2 separate regions of the Mus musculus genome follow, and region 2 is linked to region 1. The links are chromatin loops, found by intact Hi-C in ENCODE. Cell type or tissue: left cerebral cortex. All regions are shown on one strand.

Region 1 (2,500 bases):
AAGGTAGGGGCGGCGGGGGCCGGGAGAGGCCGGGGATCGGACGCACACGCCGAGGAAAGTCCTGGATTGCAGCGCTCCGGCGCACAGGGTGCACCCGGGTCGGGCCCCCGCAGTAGCCGCGGCAGGAAGGGGTTCTTCGGCGGGCACGCGGGGGCGGTGTGGCGGGGGTGGGCCTGGGTGTCCCGGCGCTAAGTTGTGGGGCACGGCGCCTCCAGGTCCAGTTCCTTCTTCCGCGCGCTCCTTGCTCCCAGCGCCGCACACTCGGCCCCGGAGCCGCGGAACCCGCGCGTTCTCTGGGCGCGGAGGACACGCCTGCCCTTGTCGAGAAAACTTTTCCTGCCGACTCAGTCGTGCCGGCCCGTGGCAGGAAGTCGGGCAGAGACCTCTCCTCTGACTGCTCCGACCGCCCTACCGGGTAGCGCTATCCTGCAGGAAAGCAAGTTTGTGGGGACCTTTGCCTTGCTCTCCAGGAGTCTGCCTTGCAGGGACGGCCGGCCTTGGGGAGGGCAGCGGGCCAGGGCGTAGGCCGAGGGCGCGTGGTGGCTCCGGAGACGAGGTGCGGAGCGCAGCCGGGACCCGCGCCGTAGCGCGCGAAGGGTGTGCGGCCGGGAGCAGGGAGCCCTCGGCGATCGCCGGCTGGAGTCCTCAGTCTTCTGCCTCCTTCGGGTGAGGACCGCGTCCTGGCCCCGAGTCCATCGAGGAAAATGAAGTTAAGTCGCCAGTTCACCGTGTTTGGCAGCGCGATCTTCTGCGTCGTAATCTTCTCACTCTACCTGATGCTGGACAGGGGTCACTTGGACTACCCTCGGGGCCCGCGCCAGGAGGGCTCCTTTCCGCAGGTAAGCACCTGGTGGCGGGCGCAAGCTGGAGGGCTGGTCCCGGGGCTCGCACTTCTCGGCACCGGGGCAGGGTGAGGCCGCACCCGACGACCGGCAGAGCCTCATCCGGCTTGCTGAGGTTTCGGACCGCTGAGTTTGCAAAGTGCTGGGCGTCATGCGGTGGCAGCCTTGGCACCGGGCAAAAGAGGACATATTCCCACATTTGCACCCGGGCCTGTGGAAGTGGGCTCGGCCACCTGCTGGTGGGGAACCGGTGTGAGTGTCGCCCCTAAGCTAGCTCAGGGTTAAAGCTGCCAGAGGCCGCCCAGATCCCTGAACGCACCGAGGCGCGGAAATTGATTAAACACAGCCCACCTAGGCAGATTTCTGTTTCTGACCCCTTTCCCTTTCACTGTCTCTTAAGAGATAAAAAAGTTTATTTCCTGTTGCAGCCCTTTGAGATATGGATAGTAGGGTTGATTTTAGTGTCGTCATGCTTCAGCTGTTACCTCGGGTTGGTTTGGAGCAGAGTGGGGAAGCGCCTGTTATTCTCTCACTGGAAGCTGTGCGGCGCTCAGTTCTCTGCGGGGTGGTCCAGCTGGCAGAGGAGTTGAACAAACGACCCACCCGAAGTCTTTCAGGAAAAGTTACTAGCAAATAACAAGAAATGGATGCAATAGGTTCTGTGTGGGAGGTGACCACGTAGCAATTGAGAGTGGCCTTTACGGCTTTTCTCTGTTGACACACATACATTTTAGTAGAAGCAGATGTGTGGAGAAATCCGAAGAATCCAAGTGTTGACAAGCTAACAACTAGTTGACCAGAGCAATCTACAACCTACCCGAATAAGGCTGATGTTTTGCCTTTTTTTTTCTTTTAATATGACAGTTTAAATGACTGGAAATAGCCCTTGCCATTTCTTCTGATATGCCAGGGTCAATGGCTTGGTGGGAATTTAATGAAATCGGAACGAGGACTTGCGGATTCTGTCATTAGTACACAGCACTAGAAGTATTTTTTTCTTTTAGAAGTGTGGAAATAAAAAGCTGGCCACAGACAGATGTTTCCAAATGTTTACAGCTTCTGCTTCCCCTATAGAGCACAGAGAGAAAATATATAACACATGCTCTCTGCTGCCTTTAAATTTTGAACTTGGGAGTTTGCACCGGCCTTGTGCAAAGGCTGGAGTAAACTGGCAGCCAGGGCCCGGGAGATCTGAGCTTTGTCCCACATGCTCTCTAATTTTGGAGTTAAATGTACCTTTCTCCCCCCAACCCCATTTTCAGAGTTTTCTCTTTGCACGAAATATATAAATGGAACTCCTCTTGCCCAGTGACGTCTTAATAGTGTCCTCTAGCTTTGGCTGGGTGATCGCTTGAACATGATTTATGCGAACATCTGCATGGGGTTCTCTGGCAACCTTGACATTTCCCTCTGTTTCTAAAGCAGCGAGTGACTCATTCTGTTACTGAGACATCTCAGGCAGTTGGTTCTCCCATTTTCGTATGAACCCCCAGCTCACTGAGAAGTTGAGGGTTTGCCTAGAGTGTACAGCATTTGGCAGAGCGGTGGTGGTGACCTTAGGAAGTGGTGCGTTGTCTGTTCCGAGAGAGAGAGAGAGAGAGAGAGAGAGAGAGAGAGAGAGAGAGAGAGAGGTGGGGGGGGCTTGGGAGTGGCATCCT
Region 2 (2,500 bases), 960 kb after region 1:
GATGGTGTTATTGTGGCAGAAATTTCTAGGAAACTGAGTCACCAAGCCATAGCCGTGTTCCATTGGGGAAAGGAGAGTTCACTACACTGGTCCCCAAACCACACTGTAGTGGTGTCAGCCCCAAGTCTTGGGTCCAATATCCTTTATTAGGTGGGAGTATGGAAGCAAGCCAACATGTCCGTTCAGGGGTGGCAGGGCAGTGTGAAAAGTCACTTACCACACCTCCTCCGTGCCTTCTGTTTCTGGAGATAACCACAAGCAGGAGGGGACATCTCAGTGGAACTCGAGCCCTGGGGAATTTCCGTTGTTTTAACACATGGCAGTTTGAGGACTCTCCACCCCATTCTCTCCTCTCCTTTGTCAGAATCCCTTGTGACCCTTCTCAAGGCACCTCTGATGCCGGTGGAGGGCATGGAGTCTATCTGTTGCTCTCCTGTTTCTGGTGACAAAAGTTAGGCATGGACCCAACAGGACAGCCAGGAGGATCATACCCAGGGGCGAGGCAGAAGCAGCCATGGGCTCCCGGAGGTCCAGGTGTCACCACCCCAGGAAGGTCCTTTTGTCGAGTCTCCGACCTTGCTTTCCACCAGCCATGTGGTATTTTCTCTACGATCCCTAAGTGGTTTGTGCAGAAACAGCAATCTTTTCCTCTGAAGACACACCTATGTCACCTTTCAGCTATGATTTCGTAAGGCTTCTGTCTAGTTCTGCAAGGCGACTGTAACTCTGCTGGCCTAGCCTGAGGCCCTCTTCGATTTGATTGGACAGCTGGCTATGCCCGACCTGTTGGATCCTGAGCTTAGTTGCTCCTGTGACAGCAGCGCCATTGAGGGGCATCTCCAATAACGTTGAGAGTAAGATGGGATTCCTCTCTTTCCGGTGATGAGGGCCTTAATATTGGTCTACCTCTGGTACAAGGAGAATATCTAGGTCTGGAGTCAGGAATACCATCCTGCCATCCCCCACTGGGTAACAGGTTCCATCTGCACAATCGAAGCATGTGCCATTTAGGCCTTGGTTCAAGTCACCAAGGTGCAGCTTTCCCCTGCTTCCCCTGCCTGGACATGTGGACCCGTCAGGCGGGAGTCAGCAGGGCTGTCCAAGACTGTTTGGCTTTCTAGAGTTGGGCTAGTGACCCCAGCACGGGTTAAGTTGCCTGGCTGGTCTTCACACAGATCTAGCAACCAACCGTTTTCCCAGTTCTAACTCCACCAAGCCACTTGCAAGTTGAAGCGTTTTCACTAGAGGGCGCCAGAGTCAAATCTGGATAAATCTGGTTTTTTCTCAGGATGGAGCAGAGGCTCATGGGTGGAGCCAATTGACCTCGCTCTCAGGCATAGAGGCACTGGCGGAAGCTCTAACCATTTGAGGGTCCATCCGTCTGTTTCATCCCTGCCTTCACACATCCCAACCCAAAGATACCAGGACCACCCCTGTTCTAACTTTGTTATCTTTAGTTTCAGAGTATCTCTTGTCCCGCTTCCGGGCTAGTCCCTGACAAGGAGACCCCTTGTCCTTCCGCGGGTGCACTGTCCTATGCCCCTGGCAAAGTTAAGTCCACACGGTCACAGCTTCTTAAGAAGGACCGGTATTTTCCCCCACAGTGATGTTCCTTCCAGGGGACTCATCCATATGCTATGCATGCCAATTGTTGCAAATTTCCTGGGACAGGGCTCAGTGCCGCTGCGTTTCTCTGTGATGGCTGAAGGACTGACAGTAATTGGCTTTCTCCTAGTCCATGCACCATCTGAAGGAGAGAAGACGGGGTCCCAAAGGGGGGTAGTTAGTTTTATTGAGTGGTCTCCCACAGAGCAATCCCATGGTTCACAGAATCAGTATTACCTACTGGCCTGGAGGCTCCAACAATGTCGATGCGTCTTTGGTGAGCTTCCCTGTGGGAGGGGTTACCATGGAGATGGCTGCTCCTGTGTCAAAGATGAAGTCCATCTTTGCTTGGGCCCAGCATCTATTTTGACGATGGGCTCCTAGGGCCAATTGTGACCGAACCTGGCGGTGCTCGGTCTGACCTGTCTCCCAGGTGACAGCCTCAGCCCTCGTGGGGGCTTCAGTTTCATTGCAGCTATGCTAGGGACCTCTTTTTGTTTGGGGTTTGGGCACTCATTCTTCCATTCGCCTTTCCCCTTGCAATAGACACACACACACACACACACACACACACACACACACACACACACACACACTGGTGCAGAGTTCCTGCCATATCGAGGGAGTAGACTTTGCAGACAGCCCTCTATCTAGTCTCCACCAGGGGACACCCCCTCTGTCTGATGCCTACCTGGCCTGCCACCTAGTGGTAACTTACTAACGCAGGCCCACACCCTTCGCTCACCCCATAGCCACCACCTGACCCCAATGGCTTTTTATCAGGTACCATTTAGACACTCAAAAATCACAACTTTGGTCCAAATTGATCACCCTTTGGCTGCCGGGTAGTGTGGTTCATAGGATATGCCACAGTGCACAGGAGGCAAGAGCCTTT

What was found. Peaks named below come from ENCODE experiments on the same cell type or tissue, not always from the same donor. Only the 100,000 strongest peaks of a DNase experiment are listed, where the experiment ranks them.
Region 2: it touches region 1 in a loop (2.6-fold over the local background); 8 of 42 quality-filtered maps call a loop at or near these places.

Annotation. Positions count from the first base shown.
Region 1 is chr17:64,601,032-64,603,531 of GRCm38, forward strand. Man2a1 (mannosidase 2, alpha 1) reads left to right here and starts at 618. Exons shown (of 22, transcript NM_008549.2): 1 at 618-839. The coding sequence starts at 705. In left cerebral cortex, a CTCF peak has its summit at 1,375; DNase peaks (open chromatin) are centred at 455, 1,055, 1,375 and 2,232; H3K4me3 peaks cover 2,400 bases; H3K27ac peaks cover 1,967 bases.
Region 2 is chr17:65,557,165-65,559,664 of GRCm38, forward strand. Gm35400 (a long non-coding RNA gene) reads right to left here. Exons shown (of 4, transcript XR_385703.3): 1 at 1,843-2,500; 2 at 492-1,747; 3 at 218-290. Among named protein-coding and RNA genes, the nearest start is that of Gm35400, 1.6 kb to the right of the region's middle. In left cerebral cortex, CTCF peaks have their summits at 1,250 (motif pointing right) and 2,319 (motif pointing left); DNase peaks (open chromatin) are centred at 9, 244 and 1,236.